2 separate regions of the Homo sapiens genome follow, and region 2 is linked to region 1. The links are chromatin loops, found by intact Hi-C in ENCODE. Cell type or tissue: heart left ventricle. All regions are shown on one strand. Links, peaks and the distances in the headings refer to the core of each region. The heading gives the core; the rest is flanking DNA.

Region 1 (10,093 bases), core at 1,910-6,909:
AGGGGAGCTCTTACACACTCAGTTGAGAGCATAAAGTGTTACAACCATTTTGGAAAGTAATTTGACATGATCTAGTTAAGTCATAGATGCACATCTCCGTGACTCTGCAGTTCCGCTCCCAGGGAACACCCTCAAAAAAATCTTGCACTAGAGCACCAGGGAGCATCCTCAAGAATGTTCATGACCACATTATTTATAATGCCAAAAAAAAAAAAAAAAAAAGACACCAGTAAGTCTATAGACTATTGCAGAACAATTAAAAGTCACTAATTACAATTACATACACTAATAGATTTTATTAAGCATACATTTCTTAAACATGAATTTTTTTCTTTTATGTATGTATTTATTTATTTATTTATTTTTGAGATGGAGTCTTGCTCTGTCACACAGCCTGGAGTGCAGTGGTGCAATCTTGGCTCACTGCAACCTCTACCTCCTGGGTTCAAGCAATTCTCCTGCCTCAGCCTCTCAAGTAGCTGGGACTACAGGTGTGTGCCACCACACCTGGCTAATTTTTTTTGTATTTTTAGTTGAGACGGGGTTTCACCATGTTGGCCAGGATGGTCTCCATCTCTTGACCTCGTGATCCACCTGCCTCAGCCTCCCAAACTGCTGGGATTACAGGCGTGACCCACTGCACCCAGCCAAAACATGAAATTTTTTTTAAAAGTCACAGAATAAAAGCAGTATACTATTAATATAAGCATCAAAAATAAACAAAAATTAAACTACCTAAGGATTTATACTTATACTATTAAAATAAGCATAAAAAATACACAAAAACTAAACTATCTAAGAATATATACTTATGTACTAAAACTATAATAAAAAGCAAGGGAATGATAAGCATAAAAATTAGAATATTGTTTATCTCTGGGGATAAAGGAAGAGAATATGAACATAAAGTACTAGCAATATCCTTAAACGGAATAGTAAGTATATGGCTGTCAATCATTCTTCACACCTTAAATATAAATATATAATATAAATCTTTTTTACATACAAATTAGGTCATAATCATTTTTAAATTTAGAAAGAAAAATACAAAAAATGAAGAAATGAATAGCCAGGGAATTTAGGTACATGCATCAACAATTTTTACTTCTGTGAAAAATATACCAGAAAATGTTGTGTTATAAAGTGATAGGAGGCTTGGGGGCTTTTTCTGTGCACCACTTTTAATTTCTCATTGTATCAACCTTTGCTTTAGGGCTCCTGGCTGCAGTCAAGAAGAAAGCTCAGTATTTCCCCTTGTTGACATTTTCTTTTAATCAAAGTATATCTTTTACGTCTTCTTACAAGAGTGGACACTGTTTGGGCACCGCTTTGGGTTAGAAAGGCAATTTATTTCTCAGTGGTAAACAAATTTGTCAGGCAATCTGGCAGCACAAAATGTCAAAGTGCCCATGTGGAAAGGAAGAGGGAGAGAGGAGGCTGCTGCAATATTTATTCCATGATGCCGTTTAATTATTGATATGTGGGAGGCCCAAATGTACACGGGCTTTTTAAAGATAATATGGCTGTGCTAGAGACAAACGTGTTCTGGGAGCTAGGCTATTACTACGCAGAAATCAGCCATTTAGAAGCGCTTTGCTTCTTTCTTCCAAAAACTAAACACTGTTTTGTCCATTGTTACTGTAACTGTGAGAAAGAAGAAATGAGTATATAATAACTCATTGTTTTTCAAATTATTCTGAATATATAAATAGATACCTAGGCAAGCTGTTAATCATTGTTACCCTTCTTCCCCAGATAAAATACGTGAGGCAGTAATAAGGAATTGATTTGCCACAGGTTAGACTTTGAACCGGGGTTAGAAAATCACATTCACCGCCTGCCTAATCAGAGGCTGATTCAGTAGGACAGTGGGTTTTTCATTGTTTTAGCCATCAAACTCTTTGCATAATAAAGTCTCACAAATTGTTAACTAATAAAATGATTAGAAGTTGAGTAACTCTGGCCTGAACATGAGGATCTGGGGACAGTCAGCTCAGTCCCTTGCCTGGCAAGTGGGGACAGGTGGCCACATCTAAAGCCCTGGCAGCCCAAAAACCACTCCTGACCTTGAAGCTGCTGAAGGTCAGAGGGAGGGAGCCAGGAGCTTTCCAAGTAATCGGTCTGGACCCCAAATGGTACGGTCTTTTGTTGGCCCCCAACATGAAGTCACTTTCTCCAAGGCCAGTTGGCAATGCCCAGGTGGCTCAGTCAGGGGGAGTCAAGGGTCCCCAGCAGCTAGAACGGCTCCTGCCACCCAGTCGGCACCCAGGGACCATCTGTCGTGAATAAGCAAATGAACAAGGGCATGCACACTGAAGGAGCAATGTTGGCTGACTCCATCACCCATTATGGCATCCGAGCCCGAGGCCCTCTTCTGCCAGTCTGTCCTGTTACTGCTGAAAGAAGGGACATCAGAACTCGATGCCCTACCGGACTCTCTCACACTGTGGTATTGAAGCAGGTGTCCTCTCATTTGTCCCCACCGTGGTCTGCTGCTGCAGGCGACACCTTCAGGGAGGTCCAAGTCCACCATAGCAGCAGGGCCTGGCTGGGCAAGCCCCTGCCCACAGCTGTCCTCAACAGGTCCCCAGTCCCTGTGCTTGGCCCATGGTGCCATGTTGCAGGTGCTCCTGCAGGGCCTTCTCTGACACCCACCCTCCCTGCTCTTCCCCGTGAGGACACTGCAGGTGCTCGTTGTCTTGTATCACCATTTGTCACCCACTTTCTTCTGTGCATTTGGCTTTCAGCAACAGGTCCTAGAAGCAAGAGAGGGAAGGGGATCAGGGAGGCCTGGGGTTCCCTACTGGGTTTCACGTTCTCTACAAAGGAAATAGGATGTGAGCTGAGCACAGGGTGGGGACGTATAACAGAAGCTGGCTTTAAAGCCAGGAACAGTTAGCTACAAAGAAATCCAGTCGCAGCCAAGGCGGGAGAAGGGAAGGACAGTGAGAGAAAGCAGCACCGGCAAGGAAGGAGGAGAGGGAGGGAGGAGAGGGAGACAGGAAGAAAGGAGAGGGACGATCAGCTGGAGGAGAGGGGCAGGAAGGGCAGGGGAGGTGGCTCTCTCCTTTTGATGGCTGAGAGCCATCTGGGTGGTGGTGCAAATGCTGGGATGTGAAAGGATCATGACACCAGCTTTTAACTCAGTCCCAGCTGTGGGAGCTGCCTCACTCAGGAAGTCCATGTTTCTCTTCTGCCTTTAAACTCTCCACATTTGCTGGTTACCTTCCCCTTCCACCCTAACATGCCACCTCCAACATGCACATACATGTGCATATACATAAAACCACACACACATACACACGTGCACACAATAGACACATGCACGCATATACCCATGTGGGCACATATACAACCATATATATACAGAACCACCCATACACACGTGCACACAATAGACACCTGCACACACATACACATGTGGGCACACATGCAACCATGTACACAACCACACATACGTTCACACAATATACACATACATGCACATGTGGGCACCCATACAACCATGTACACACACAGCCACACGTACACACGTGCAAACAATAGACACATGCACATTCATACACATGTGGGCACACATACAACCACATACACAACCACACATACACAGACAATATACACATGCACATACATGTGTGTACACATACAATTACAACCACACACATGTGCACACAATACACATGTACATGCATGCACACAAACACCTACACATGTGCACACACATAAACACACACATAGTTGCATACAACATTCTCGTGTACATGCATGCATGCATACACATGCATACACACATGTGCACACAACCATGTGCACACTCACACATGTGCACACACAATATACACATATACATGCATAAGCACACACATAAACACACACATACATACACACATACACTTGTATACAATATACACATGTACATGCATGCACATGCAAATACACATATGTACACACAACACATGCACACACAGGTAAAACATGTGAATGCATGTTCATGCACAGATACACATAAACACACACATGCACAGTACACACACATGCAGACATACACGAATACACACACATATACATCCACATATACATATGCACAAATACATACATACACACACACCATGACATTTAACGATCAAATGGTCACACTTCATTCCCGTAAAGGAAGAGAAAAGAAAGTCGAATTCAGAGGTGTTTCTGGATATGGCATTCTGACCACGTGAACAGAAATGGGTCCCTCTGATTCAGCTGAGGCCTCCCTGGAAGAGCTGAGTGGAAATTCTTCAGAAAGGAATGAGACTTTCCACTCTCCAGCAAGCAGAGCCACTCTCCTGCCTGGCAGTATGGTCAGCGCTTCTCCCTCAGCCAGGGCTGGCCCTGCCCACCATGCAGAAGGATCACAGAGGTCCTCAGGTCCTGCTGGCACTGTCAGGGTCACAAGTCAAGGGCCTGACAAACTCTTTTCCTTCCATGCCTTTCTAGGCTGACAGAGGGCAGCTGGCAGGGCCCCAGGCCAGCTTGGCATTTTAAAGTACAGTCTACTTTTGGTTATCAGCAGTACTTACGTTCTACAAAGTCACTGCAACTGCTGAATTAGTGAAGAATGAATCACTGCTTCTAGGCCAGGCATGCAGATGCCGCATGTTTACCACTTGAAATTCTAAAGGAAACTGATGCCAGGAGATGCTGCCCGAGGCCTCACAGGGAGTTGGTGGCTCTGCTGGGACAAACACAAGGCCCCTCAGCCTTGTGTACTTCTACTCTGCTCAGGTACTTCTACTCTGCTGAGCTACTTTCTGTGTCACGTGGTGAGAGGAAAGTGAACTTCAATCAAGGCACTGAGTTCCCCTGTCTGGGCTCTGCCGCATCCTCTGCTGGGTGACCTTGACAAAGCCCTTGCTTTGTAAATCACTCATCTATTAAAGGTCAAATCTTCAGGCTGGGGCCTCCTGGGAAAGATGGCCACAGTGACTTCAGAATCAGCGGAAGTCGTCCCGCCACTATGTTTCCCAATGAGCTGGAGAGGTAACCTGAAGAGGAGGCAACCGTGTGCCCAGGACTTTCTAAACTACTCCCAGTATGAATGAAGGTCCATGTCTAGAGTGCCTCCCTGTTTTTGCCTCCTTCACAATAGAAATGCTCTTTGGATATACATGGCCAACAAGTATATGAAAAAAACGCTCAACATCACTGATCATTAGAGAAATACAAACCAAAACCACAATAAGACACTGTCTGACACCAGTCAGAATGGCAATTATGAAAAAGTCAAAAAATAACAGATGTTGGAAAGGTTGTGGAGAAAGCACAGTCTCTTCAAAAAATGATGCTGGGAAAACTGGATATTCACATACAGAAGAATGAAACTAAATCCCTACCTCTCAACATATACAAGCAACAAATCAAAATGGACTAATGACTTAAATGCAAGCACAAAAACTATAAGATTACTACAAGAAAACAGAAGAAAAAGCTTTTTGACTTCAGCCTTGGCAATAATTTTTTTGGATATGGCACCAAAAACACGGGCAACAAAAGCACAAATAGAGAACTGAGGCTACATCAAATGAGAACACTTCTGCACAGCAAAGGAAACCATCAACAGAGTGAAAAGGCAACCTACAGAATGGGAGAGAATATTTGCAAACCACGTATCTGATAAGGGGTTGATATGGTTTGGCTGTGTCCCCATCAAAATCCTCACTTGAATTGTATCTCCCAAAATTCCCACATGTTGTGAGAGGGACCCAAGGGGGAGGTAAATGAATCATAGAGGCCGGCCTTTCCTGTGCTATTCTCATGATAGTGGATACGTCTCATGAGATCTGATGGGTTTATCAGGGGTTTCTGCTTTTGCCTCCTCTCCTCCTCTTTCTGTCTTGCCACCACCATGTAAGAAGTGCCTTCTGCCTTCGGCCGTGATTCTGACGCCTCCCCAGCCATGTGGAACTGTAAGTCCAATTAAACCTCTTTTTCTTCCCAGTCTCAGGTATGTCTTTATCAGCAGTGTGAAAACAGATTAATATAGGGGTTAATATTTAAAATATAAGGCTCCCTGGAAGAGCTGCATGGAAATTCTTACACAACTCAATTGAAAAAATTCTCATACAACTCAAATTCTCATACAACTCAATGGCAAGAAAAAAAAAAAAATCCCACAAATAGCCAAATTAAAAAAATGAACGAAGTTCCTCTAAAAACTAAAAAAAGAGTTACCATATGATCCAGCAATCCCACTATGGAGTATATACCCAAAAGAAAGGAAATCAATATATAAAAGAGATCTCTGCACTCCTGTGTTTGTTGAAGCTCTATTGACAATCGCCAAGATTTGGAAGCAACCATTATTGATTCATCTAGTAACAGATGAATAAATAAAGAAACTGTGGGTCCTTATACACAATGGAGTACTATTCAACCATAAAAAAGAATGAGATTCAGTCATTTGCAACGACATGAATGGAACCAGAGGTCATGATGTTAAGTGAAGCAGGCCAGGCACAGAAAGACAAACATCGCACGTTCTCACTTATTTGTGGAATTTAAAAATAAAAACAATTGAACACATGGAGATAGAGAGTACAAGGATGGTTACCATGGGCTGGGAAGGGTAATGGGGATGGGGGAGGTGGGGATGCTTAATGGGTACAAAAAAAAAATAGAATCAATAAGACCTAGTATTTGACAGCACAACAGGGTGACTATAGTCAATAATAAGTTAATTGTACATTTTATTAAAATAACTAAAAGAGTGTAATTGGATTATCTGTAATAAACAAAGGACAAATGCTTGAGGGAAGGAACACCCACCCTCCATGACATGATTATTATGCATTGCATGCCTGTATCAAAACATCTCACACACCTCATAAATATATACACCTACTATGCACCCAAAAAAATTAAAGATTAGAAATTTTTTTAAAAGCCCATCAATGATAGACTGGATAAAGAAAATGTGACATATATATACCATGGAATACTATGCAGCCATAAAAAATAATGAGTTCATGTCCTTTGCAAGGACATGGATGTAGCTGGAAACCATCATTCTCAGCAAACTAACACAGGAACAGAAAACCAAACACCACGTGTTCTCACTCATAAGTGGGAGTTGAACAATGAGAACACACGGACACAGGGAGGGGGACAACACACACCGGAGTTGGGGGCAAGGCAAGGGAGAGCATTAGGACAAATACCTAATGCATGTGGGGCTTAAAACCTAGATGACAGGTTGATAGGTGCAGCAAACCACTATGGCACATGTATACCTATGTAACAAACCTGCATATTCTGCACATGTATCCCAGAACTTAAAGTAAAATAAAATTTAAAAAAAAAGAAGAAAAGTGAAAAAAAAAATGAGTAAAGGACCAGACATTTCTGAAAAGGAGGCAAACGGCCGAGAGAGTAGCTTCATTTTGGCAAGGTCTTCTTCCTTCTCACAGATAACAGATTACCTCTTCTGTTTCGGAGGTGCAGCTGGAAGAGAAGTAAGGACGTCCTTCTTTCGTGAGCTGGGATCCAGTGACTGTTCAGGGAAATGGGTGGGTGGCAGATAGGCCCCACTGCAGAGCACAGAGTGGCCAACGTGCCCCAGTCCCACAAGGAGAGAGCAGACTGCAGCCATTAGCTGGCCTGGGCCTGGGGGCATGATCGTGACAAATCGTCCCACTAGATCCACTCAAAAACTACTTCCTTAAGTTTCCAACCCACAGGTGTTTGAAAGATTCCTTGTCTCACACCTGCAGCCTGACCCCGTGCCTGGCATATCATGGGCAGGTGACAAGCATTTGTTAAATAAATGTAATAAAGAAAAGATAGGATTTCTGTTACCAGTTCTCCTGAGAAGCAGTAGCCCTGAGGAATGTATGGTCCTTAGCTCCAAACTGACTCCCAAAGCAGAGTGAATGTATCCAAGGACAAAGTCACAGTTGATTTGAAAACTCCCTTTCTGGGTCTGAAATTCCACCCCTCCCTACTTCGGATTCTGTAAGTGTCTCAGACCGATAAGCAGCAGCTGGGGAGAGGCGAAACCTGGAAGCCGTAACCCACCTGTGCCTGGAAAGTAAGCTACCCAAAAGACACTTGCTTTTAAAATTACATTTGAATCCTCCTTGCATAGTTAATTGGAGCCAATTATTTCTCTGTCCAGAAGACTGAATGCATTCTCTGAAACCCTTCGGAGGAAAAGTATTCATGTCATGCCCTTTCGTTTCCAACAAAAGATAATTTGCACATGCTCTTTCCACAGGAGCGTGTCATTTCAACTAAAATCAGCTTCCTTTAAAAAAATCAGAAAAGGAAAATGAAAGGAAAAAAATTAATGAGATATTCAGAAAAAAAAAAAAACCTCATCACCCAGAAAATTTACCAATCCATGTCAAAATGACCATATCCATGGGAACTCTGCACAGAGGATCATTACTGTACTCCCCTCGCCCATCACTCTTACATCTTAGAAGACTTCATAAAAATCACTCATCAGACGCTCGTAGTAATCACCACGGGCTGAGTTTACATCCACATTTGAGTCTCAGATGGGACACAGTCCTGTAAGCCTACAGCGGCATGTTGGTTTATTTATGGCGCCGGGCTTCTTAATGGAATGGATTATTTCCTTGGCGTGATTATGATCAGAGGCCTCTGGCACCGCATTTATTCGGTCCACACAGCCTGACTATGAAAGAGAATCTCCTAGAGACTACGTTTCCTCCCTACTTCAATATCCGAATTGTTAAAAGAAAATTGCTGACTTTATGGGTGTAAAGACTTGGCCTAAGTGAAAAATGAATATGGGATATCAAAAGTCAGCTTTCATGAAACTGTAACACGAAAGCAAAATGACATCCTTTCTCCTTGCTGCAGAAAGCGAAGAGTAAGAACCGGCACATCAGTATCCTCATAGCAAGAAGTAATGCTAATGCCGCCACCGACATGGTGAGACGGATTTGCCCCCTTCAAAGCCTTCCGCAGCTCCACTTCCAACACCTGGCCCAAGCCGCCATCTCTCTCACCTGGGCTGCTACAGAGGCTGTTCAAGAACCTCCCCTCCCCTGCAGGCCAGAGCTAGTAAGGTGCTCACCTCACAGGCAAAATATGAAAGGTTGCAAAACCACTCAGCAATCGACATAAATAATATTTTAATGCAATAGTTTTTTTTAAAATCTAAGTTAGCACAAATATATCCGTGATAAACAAAACAAAAATTTTACATAAAGACAGGACACAACAGTGCCATGCCAAGTTACGATGTTTGCAGAGGCTAAAGGAAAACTGTGCACGTCTGTTTACAGGCTTTTTTCCTTTTTTTTTTTTTTTTTTTTTTTTTTTGAGACAGACCCTCGCTCTGTCCCCCGGGCTGGAGTGCAGTGGCATGATCTCAGCTCATTGCAAACTCCACCTCCCAGGATCAAGCGATTCTCCCACCTCAGCCTCCCAAGAAGCTGGGATTACAGGCTTGCGCCACCAGGCCTGGCTAATTTTTTTATTTTTAGTGGAGACGGGGTTTCGCCATGTTGGCCAGTCTGGTTTTGAACTCCTGGCCTCAGGTAATTCACTTGCTTTGGCCTCCCAAAGTGCTGGATTACAGGTGTGAGTCACTGTGCCCAGCCTATATACGGGCTTTTAACATATAATTTAAACATGTTTTTCATAGCATAAAAATAATTCAAAATATTGAAACAATTGAACAAGGTATTAAAAATCACAATGTTATTTTAAGTGTAAATATTTTATTTATACCCCCAAAAGAATTTGCTATAATTTTACTTTCCTGGATATAATGAAAGCAAACACATTAACAACATATTCAAAATCTACTTCTTTGCTTATCTTCTTTTTAATTGAAAGTTGTAAGTTGTAACACAGAATACAAAGTAATTGAAAGTGTGTTTGATGGATGTTAATTCTGAGAAGAGAAATGGATACGTTTTCTGAGTATTTTGATGTAAAATAATTACATGAGTTTTAATACACCTACCTTCCCATTTCCCCAAATTTTTCAGTTACTTTAATGTTCTAAAAAAATTGACCATTAAAAATATATAAAAACAAGTATAACAGGGCACCCATCTTCCTTCGTGTGTCAGGCCTCAGTGTG
Region 2 (10,093 bases), core at 2,656-7,655, 54 kb before region 1:
TCTCAACATGGCTCAAAAAGCCCGAGGGCCAACATTCACCTGGCATGAAAGGGAAGGAAAGTGATTCTGAGGGAAGAAACCTTCTAGGTGTGGCTGACCCATAACCAACAAGGAGATGAGAAAAAACTATAGAAGTTGAATTTTTTTTAAAGGCTAGTGTTTATAGTGAGATTTTCCAAAGATAAATTAAGGAACTGATGTGTTCCTGAACTAGGTCTAACCAGGGTCAATTCCCAAAAGAGTCTCTTAAGTATTTATTTGATCTCATTTCCACAGTTGAGTGGACAACTCTTGCCCATCACTCTTCCTTCTATGCAGTGTTGCTAATGATTCCTCCTACTCCACTTCTTCAAGAACCTTCTCAACAGAAGACGCCAGAGGAGGGGGCCTAAGAAGATACATAGCAGGAAGTCCCCAGCAAACCATTTATCTATTTTCTCCACAGATCTACAATCCCAAATTGTTCAGCTGGAAACACTAGTAGGCTACGTCGCTTGCCCTAAATAAGCTTTGCAGAAATGAACAGATGGAGGAAAATTTCAAAGCAGCATGTGGGCGTTTCAGGCCCAAATCCCATTAACAGATAACAGGATTTATAACAGCAGTTCCCACGCAAAGCTTTGGAAATTTTGAATTTGTGTGTAATAGATTGGGCTCCCTCTCCCCTAAATTATCTGCACGTTGTTCCTGCATCTGGGCAGGGCCCCTTTCTCCAAGCTAAGGAGCCCACATTGTCAGCTAAGAAGTGTGTGTGGTGGCTCACACCTGTACTCCCAGCACTTTGGGAGGTCAAGACAGGCCGATCACTTGAGGTCAGCAGTTCAAGACCAGCCTGGCCAACATGGTGAAACCCCATCTCTACTAAAAATACAAAAATTAGCCGGGTGTGGTGGCGCACACCTGTAATCCTAGCTACCCAGGAGGCTGAGGCAGGAGAATTGCTTGAACCTGGGAGGAGGCGGAGGTTGCAATGAGCTGAGAAGGTGCCACTGTACTCCAGCCTGGGCGACAGAGTGAGACTCTGCCTCCAAAAAAAAAAAAAAAGAAGCAGGAATGGGGCACAGGCCCACAGGTGGCAGCACCAAGTGGTCTTGTTTATATTTCTTTTTTTTTTTTTTTTTGAGGAGTCTTGCTCTGCAATGGCGCAATCTCGGCTCATGGCAACCTCTGCCTCCCAGGTTCCAGTGATTCTCCTGCCTCAGCCTCCCGAGTAGCTGGGACTACAGGTGCGTGCCACCACACCTGGCTACTTTTTAAATTTTTTTTTGTATTTTTAGTAGAGACGGGGTTTCACCATGTTAGCCAGGATGGTCTCGATCTCCTGACCTCATGATCCGCCCATCTCGGCCTCCCAAATATATTGCTTCTTAATTCTCTCCTTCTCCCACAGAAGAGTTGCGACAAGTTCTGGAAGGGTGGTGGATGGGTTGTGGCAAACTGGAATTTTGATTCAAAGCAAAGACAACTAGATTCATTGCTGTCAGGAACCCAAAGCACATGGCTGCCTGTCTCAACAAAACAAGAGAACCTAGACCCCAAGTTAATGTCAGCAAATTGGGATGCACCTCCTGGCACTATCACAAAGGTATTGACACAGTGACTGAAACAGGGGGATCCCTCAGAAGCAGTCTGGAAAGAACTTCTCATAGCTACTCAGAAGTAGATGTAAGAAACTCCAAGCATTCCTTGATGAGATGGGGAAGATTTGTGGGTTGGACTCCCACAGGGAGCTATTGACTGGATGCCATTGTTAGTGAGATCCATAGTTGCTTTATGTTCCCCTTCAGTATGATAGGGGTGTGAAAACCCGAATTACCCTATTAGGACTAGAGTAGAAAGGAAAGTTCTTAATAAGGTCATTGACTACCCTGAAACTGTTTTAACACTTAAGGATAAAAATCCGTAAACAGCAGCAGCTCAAGGTTGAAGAAAGTCTGTAAGTTTTCCCCCGCTCCAGCAACTGACCTGGGTGCAGGTCTCCTAGTTTCATGCATGTCCCATTGAATCACTGTCCTCCAGAAATGCAGAGACACATGAAACAGCTTTATGACCAATTCAAGTGGCCACAGAATACAGTATCAGTGAGTTGGGGTCCCAGGCACATCTTATAACCCAGGCAAAATAGCATCCACACTATCCAGTGATATGCAAATACTTCCAACCTATTTCTGCTTTGACTTCCACAAGGAAGCCTTCCTGACTTCCCTGGCTCCCTCTCAAATGCGCCCATGACATCCAGTTCTTCTTTACTGCATTTCCCCTGCCTGTCATTAGGCATGTAATGAGTTTCCATTACATGCTTAATGTCTGTCTTCTTTGCTAGATTGTGAGAGTGGAAAACATGTCTATTTGTCTCACCATTTTAACCCCAGAGCTTAGAAAGTATATGTTAACTAACTCCTGACTAATGGCCTAGAATACTTCGGGCATTATTTAATAAACAAAGAACTGAGTGAATAAATGACTGAATCGGTTAATCAATAGCATTCAATAAGGTGGGGGGGATTTTATAACATTCCTTCAAATAGGGGAGCATACGGCATGAAGAGTTATAACACAAAGTGCTAGTCATATACCATAAGATCAAAATCACTATTAAGAGTACTTGGTTGGGCTGGATAGGGACGTTGACCTTCAAAAGATTCAGTGAGAACCCTTGGTTGAAGGAGATAAACTAAAACCTCAACTTCAATGGTTATCAGATGCACATTTCTCCAATCTGGTGTATTTCCAGCCACACCCAGGCAAGCAAGGAGTATCTTGATATATCTGCTTTACTAAACCAGATCCCCTAAGAAAATTATGGTATCATTTATAGAGATGATCACTTTTGGGTAACCAGATAGGCATTATTCAAGAACTCAGAATGTACACTCAAAATCACGTACATGACACTGAATCCTAGAGGATTCAGTACCACAGGAATCCTAGAGGAGTCTTTGCTCACTTTACCCACTTCTCTTGAACATATACATATACATATACACTATTTACTAGGCTATATTTATGCTGACTATCTAGAACATGGTAGTCCTAAGTGTGTCAGGTGATTATAGAAAATGCCCTATATTCATTACATAACTTTGGCTGCCTACTTTTATTTATGTGAAATGAATCAGACTCCTAGTTGAATACAGATGGACTAATGGCCCACCACATATATTAATCTTATTGAGTTCAGTGAGGCTTTTGTGTCTGATTTAAGAGGGAGTATATGCATTTTCTCAGTCCCTGAAATCTGATCAACAGCAGTCATAAGACCAGATATCAAAGTGTTGGGTTCTGGAAGTATAGCATGCTCATGTAAGCTTAAGAACAAAGTTTGACAGACCTCATTTTAGACTATGTGAGCTTTCTGGTTGTGATGGTTAATTTTTTGTGTCAACTTGACTGGGCCAAGGGATGCCCAGATAGCTGGTAAAATTATTATTATTATTTCTGCATGTATGTTTTCAGAAGAGGTTAGCATTTGAATTGGCAGGCTGAGTAAAGATCACCTCACCAATGTGACAAGCGTCATCCAATCTATTGAGGCCAGAAGAGAATTTTAAAAATGGAGGAAGGACAAATTTGCTTTTTTTTTTTTTTTTAAGAGATGAGGTCTTGCTTTGTTGCCCAGGCAGGCTGGTCTGGAACCACCGGCCTCAAGTGATCCTCCTGCCTCGGATTCCCAAAGTGCTGGGATTATAAGTGTGAGCCACTGTGCCCAGCCATCTCTCAAGCTGAATGAGACATGCATCTTCTCCTGCCCACAGACATTAGAGCTCCTGGTTCTTTGGCCTTTGGACTCTGAAATACAACATGAGTGGCCTCCAGTTTCTTAGGTCTTTGGACTCAGACTGACAGTTGCACCATTGGCTGCCCTGGTTCTCAAGTCTTCAGACTCGGACTGAATCACCCCATCAGCTCCTCCGGGTCTTCAGTTTGAAGACGGCATATCATGGGACTTTGTGGCCTCCATCATTATGTGAAGGAACTCCCATAATCAATCTATCTATCTATCTATCTCTCTATCTATCTATCTATCTATCTATCTATCTATCTATCTATCTCCTTCTCCCCTGCCCCTTTTCCCCACACCCAAAGGTGTCTTCCTTTGGCTGAAGGTTGTTGTACAATTGTATTCTATTGACCACCAAATATGAGCACTGCTTAATTTAACTTTTCTCAATTTTTTGAGATTAGGAAGTGCTTAGTCCTGCACTTTGAGTTTCTGTTTTTGTTTTTTCTGAGATGAAGTCTCACTCTGTTGTCCAGGCTGAAGGGCAGTGTTGAGATCTCAGCTCATTGCAACCTCTGCCTCCCAGGTTCAAGCCATTCTCGTGCCTCAGCCTCCTGAGTAGCTGGGATTACAGGCACGTGGCACCACTCCCGGATCAGTTTTGTATTTTTAGTAGAAATGAAGTTTCACCATGTTGGCCAGGCTGGCCTCAAACTCCTGACCTCAAGTGATCCACCCACCTTTGCCTCCCGAAGTGTTAGGATTAGAGCGTGAGCTACTGCACCCAACCACTTTGAGTTCTTGAACTCATTTTACAAACAAAGTTTATTTTATTTCAAGATTTGACCCTATCAAAGCCATTATAACCTTATTTTTTCTAGTTTTTACTAAGACTACTATAATATGATTCTAAGTTTATCATTTTTTATTTTCACAGGGGTCAACCAATCTTAATTTGGGAAAATAAAGGAAACACAGTAATATTTATACTCCAAGGGCTATAGGACTATTTATGGCTCTTATTTTTAATATAGGTACAATATTGTCTTTTTAATGACTTAACCCTCTTAGCATGACTTTGTGGAAAGCTCTTGTATTTTCATATGGTGTTATGAGAGCTGAGACAAGGGACCGTGGACTATGAAATGCTTTGTTGGAATGGGAGGAGTAGGGAGAGGGCGAATGTATTAGGCTATGCGTTTAACATGCCCCTGGACCTTACTCAATGCACTGCTGTGCTATAAGGTACAGGCTGGGTTGTTCCCTGTCTCTCTATGAGAGCAGAATTCTAAACATGACTTTGTTCCTATCACTATTAGGTTGGTGCCATTACTTCTAGTGGCAAAAACTGCAATTACTTTTGCACCAACCTAATATCATCTACGATGTCTAGATTTTCCATCATTCTGTTCCTTAACAGTGCCATGCCTAGGAAAATGGGTACAGTGAGCCCCCCTTTCTTTACTCTCCCCATCTCTGACAGCCCCACAGCCCCTCTCCTGATTCATCCCACCAATTGTTCAGTGCCTTATTCTTTCACTTTTTTTTTTTTTTTTTTTTTTTTTTTTTTGAGACTGAGCCTTGCTTGCTCTGTCACGCAGGCTGGAGTGCAATGGCATGATCTCGGCTCACTGCAATCTCCGCTTCCTGGGTTCAAGCAATTCTCCCTCTCTCAGCCTCCCAAGTAGCTGCATTTACAGGTGCCTGCCATCATGCCTGGCTAATTTTTGTATTTTTAGTAGTGTTGGAGTTTCACTGTGTTGGCCAGGCTGGTCTCAAACTCCTGACCTCAGGTGATCCGCCCTCCTCGGCCTCCCAAAGCGCTGGAATTACAGGAATGTACGCAGCCCTTTCTTTCACTTTTTGAGCTCTCCAACAAAATCTAACCTCAGGAAGTGATCTGACAAACTCATGCACATTTAGGCATTTATGTCTGAAAAGAGACCAATTGGCGACCCCTTCCAGGAACACCTGCTTGCCAATAAAATAACACGTTTAAGCCAGAAGAATTATTTTCTGTTGGCAAAATTTCAGGACTCATTGACCTAGTGGCCATGAGGGGAATCACACTTTAGGAGGCCCCATATTCTACGGCCTTTCTGTTGAATGCCTGGTATCCATTTCCCCCACCACTCCAGGTCACAGTTTTATTAGTTGTTTCTGCTCTGAAATTCCCTCTCTGATCCAGAGCACACCAACTTCTGGTATCATAAGAAGAATAGGGTGTAAAAGTCAGCTCCAAACATTTCTGGGACTCTAATTACAGTACAGTCAGGCCCAGAACTGATGGTATCCATGGTCCATCTAATTCTGGAAAGGAGTTAAAGGCCTGGGTCTGGGGGAAATTGTGACTGTAAAAAGAAAAGCATCAGAAGCTCACAAAATGCGATTGTCATCTTAAAGGTTAGGGGCCAAATAAATTAAGACATCTCATGGGGAGTTGTAATCCCCGTCAATATGACAGTGATTAAAAAAATGGCTGCTACTAACCACATGCAGCGTGGTTTAAATCTGACTCATCTGCTAGGCATCCCATCCTAATCAAAAGCTATTCAGGGGCTGGAAGGCAACCATCAAGCTCCAGCAGCAACGTGCCAGGGCCCACAGCTGCACAGCTGAAAATGTCACGCCAGGGGCTGGCTGCCTCCCTTGCCCTGAACATTGCATCCCGCCTGCTGAGTGGGGGCTGGCGGAGCGGCCCAGCCAGCTGTGTCTGATGTCGCAGTTGTCCATGGGTTTCACCTTCCTTTTTCCTTGACCCATGGAGTTTGGGGAAAAAAAAAAAAAAAAAAAAAGCTGCAAAGTCAAACAATGAAGAGACCAGAGAATTGAAGTCCATTTCCTTCCCAAACCAAATAATGTCCTCTCCTGCAGGGATTCTAGCAAACCTTCTGGTTCATTTTTCTCAAGGTGTGCAATTGAACCTTCTTTTCTCTATCTAAGGCATTAAGTCAAGGTTGCTCTGTTTATTAGTACTCGGAAGCAGGTACTATAAAGAAGAGAAAATCAGTGGTGAAACAAAGGGAGTATATTTAATTTTTAAAATTTTAAAACAAACCATCTTTGAGGGCAATTGCATTCCTTAAGAACATGGGAATTCAAAGTGGCCCCTAGCCTCTGCATGTCTAGAATTTCATAATTAGGAAAGGGGGGTTCTGAAGAAAGCATCAATGATGTATTGAGCACCTAGCATGCCCAAGAGACCAGCGCAGGTCTTACGTCTATAAACAGAGACTTGAGGTGCCCTGAGATTTACTCAAAATCACAGAGTTAATCACTTGTATCACTAGGTTTACAACCTAGGTTCTCTTACTCTCTTTTCAGGATTTTCTACCATATCACGTTGGCTTTTCCAAGAATTTTTAGATCTGGCAAAAAGGAAAAGAAATACAAAAAAATAAAAACTAATGCATAGTATTACATAAAATATGCCTCGTGGTCTCAGAAAGACATACTTCGGGTGTTCGTACTTATTTGTGGAAACTTCAAATTAAAACAGTTGAACTCATGGAGATAGAGAGAATGATGGTTACCAGAGGCTGGGAAGGTTAGTGAGGTGGTGGGATAGTAGGTGGAGCATGGTTAATAGGTACAAATAAATAGTTAGAAATAATGAGTAATATCTAGTATTTGATAGAACAATAGGGTAACTATAGTCAATATGAATTTAATTGTACTTTTTTTTTTTTTGAGACAGAGTCTCACTCTGTTGTCACGCTGGAGTGCAGTGGTGCAATCTCAGCTCACTGCAACCTGTGCCTCCTGGTTCAAGCAATTCTCATACCTCAGCCTCCCGAGTAGCTGGGACTACAAGTCCCCGCCACCATGCCCAGCTAATTTTTTTTGTATTTTTAGTAGAGACAGGGTTTCACCATGTTGGCCGGGATGGTCTTGACCTCCTGACCTCATGATCCACCCGCCTCAGCCTCCCAAAGTGCTGGGATTAGAGGCACCAGCCACCACGTCCGGCCAATTTTTCATTTTTAAATAGCTAAAAGAGTATAATTGGATTGTTTATAATACAAAGGATAAATGCCTGAGGCTATGGATCTCCATTCACCCTGATATGATTATTATGCATTGCATGACTGTATCCAAATATCTCAGGTATCCCAGAAATATATACACTGTGTACCCACAAAATTAATAGTAAAAATATTGAAAAATAAAATATGCTCCATGAACAGTATGGTTAATAAAAACCAAAGAAAGTCACTAGAAAACAAAAAGTTGGTGAGAGGCTAAAATGGTGGGAGAAGAATTCAAAGAGGATATAGGACATAACTTGTAGCTTGAGAATATATGGACTAAGTAGAGTGGACAAGAAGAAGTAGATAATTCCAGTATATAAGAATATGATTACAGTGGTTTTGAGGGGGAAAGAAATGGTTTGGGTCATTCTGGTTGTAAAAGGCAACTTGCAGGAGAATAACGTGAGAAATCAAACAGAAGTCAGATAATAGAGGCTAGAAATGTAGATTTCACCGTGTAGAAAATGGGAAGTCACAAAGTGTTTTGTATGGGAGAAATGCATAGAAACTTTCAGGTTGGGAGTGGAGACTCATGTCCATAATTCCAGCACTTTGGGAGGCCAAGGCAGGAGGATCGCTTAAGCCCAGAAGTTTGAGACCAGCCTGGGCAATATAGTGAGATCCCATCTCTACAAAACTTCATTGGCGTGGTAGCACATGCCTGTAGTCCTAGCTACTTGAAAGGCTGAGGTGGACAAAACTTCGTTGGCGTGCTAGCACATGCCTGTAGTCCTAGCTACTTGAAAGCCTGAGGTGGGAGGATCGCTCGAGCCCAGGAAGTTGAAATCCATTGAAAGCCTCATTATTCTTCTCTAGAAACTCCATGATTCTATGGCCTGTGAAACAAAATTAGGGTAGAGAAAGGACTAGAAGTGTGGCTAGCACCTGGACATTCCCTCCTTAAATCTAGCACAAGGTGATGAGGTTGTGAGCTAAGGTGGAGGTGGTGGAAAGGAAAGGAAGGGTTGAGTGACAAAGTGCATTGAGAAAAGACAGTCATCAGGTTTGGTAAGGCTAAACATGGATCATATCTATCGGTCGGGTGGTTGATATTACCATTGCCCTCATTCCAGTCTCTGCCTTGCCACTAATTATCTAGTGCGACTTTGAATTAGTCCATTGAGCTCCAAGAAAAGGTTTTATGAGTCATCAGTAATCATTGAGATTCATGCATTTTTTAAATTCCATTAAATTTCCTAGGAGCAACATCTCTTCACCCACAACATCTTCACTTAGCTAAACATGAAATTGTCTTGGTTGAAATGAGAAAATTAAAGTTATTATTAATAACTATTAGCATCTATAATTGGAGGCACTCTCTTACATTTCACAATCTAATCAATTGCTATGTTCCTCTCTTCAGTCCATCAGCATCTCCTGGTCCCTCCTCCTTTCTCACCAGCCTCAACTCCATGGCTGATCATCTGAGCTTCTCTGCAGTCTTGCACCCAATTCTCTTGCACCTAGTTCCTCCTGTCCACTTACCTACCAAGACCTCATTCTTACATTAGTACTATGTTCTACCTTCTCTGCTTCTGAACACAAAAGAAAGAAAGCTTATAATAGGGAAAATTGCATAGTGTGTCTACAAAGTCCTAGTCTACATCTGAAAAGGATTCTTAGTCTTTTACTCACTGCTGGCCAGCTCCCTTTTCCCTCAATGACAATTCCAAACTATCTCTCTTCCACTAACAAACTTGACAATGTCCACTGCCATCTTCCTCCTGAAACTGTCCATTTCTGTGATGTTGCCTCTCCTGGTTCTGCCAGACTCTCCTCTCCATCTATGGCTCCTCTGTCTGCACTAGCTCCAAAATTTGGTGTTTTGTCCTCAACTCGTTACCCCTGTCTTGAATGAGCTCATAATCCCATTGTTTTAAATACCACATAGATATTGTGTTGGGCAGAACAGGGTCCCCTCCCAAAAATCTGTGTCCTTCCTGGAGCCTCAGAACGTGAACTGATTTGTAAATGGGGTCTCTCAAGATATAATTCGTTATGGTGAGGTCATGTGGAATAGCATGGGCCCTAATCCAGTATGACTAGAGTCTCCATAAGAGGAGAAGAGACACAGGGACAGACATGGGGAGAATGCCTTTTGAAGATAGCGGCAGAGATGGGAGTGATAGGTCTACAAGCTAGTGGACTCCAAGGACTGTGGGCAGCCATCAGAAGCCAGGAGGGAAACATGGAGCAGATTCTCCCTAGAGCTTCCTGTGGGAACCAACTCTGATGACACCTTGATTTCAGACTTCTGGCCTCCAGAAACAGTGACAGAATAAATTTCTATTGCTTTAAGTAACCCAGTCTATGGTTCTCCGTAATAGCAGCCACTGGAAAC

The links. Hi-C counts contacts between places; a loop is a spot of excess contacts. Peaks named below come from ENCODE experiments on the same cell type or tissue, not always from the same donor. Only the 100,000 strongest peaks of a DNase experiment are listed, where the experiment ranks them.
Region 2: it touches region 1 in a loop (7-fold over the local background); 5 of 110 quality-filtered maps call a loop at or near these places.

The regions. Positions count from the first base shown.
Region 1 is chr10:14,445,821-14,455,913 of GRCh38, forward strand. No RefSeq gene overlaps it. Among named protein-coding and RNA genes, the nearest start is that of MIR1265, 14 kb to the left of the region's middle. RefSeq lists an enhancer at 1,937-2,437. In heart left ventricle, for the core only: no CTCF peak of the experiment used is centred there; DNase peaks (open chromatin) are centred at 2,521 and 4,421; H3K27ac peaks cover 664 bases.
Region 2 is chr10:14,390,996-14,401,088 of GRCh38, forward strand. No RefSeq gene overlaps it. Among named protein-coding and RNA genes, the nearest start is that of MIR4293, 13 kb to the left of the region's middle. In heart left ventricle, for the core only: a CTCF peak has its summit at 5,764; a DNase peak (open chromatin) is centred at 6,356; H3K27ac peaks cover 397 bases.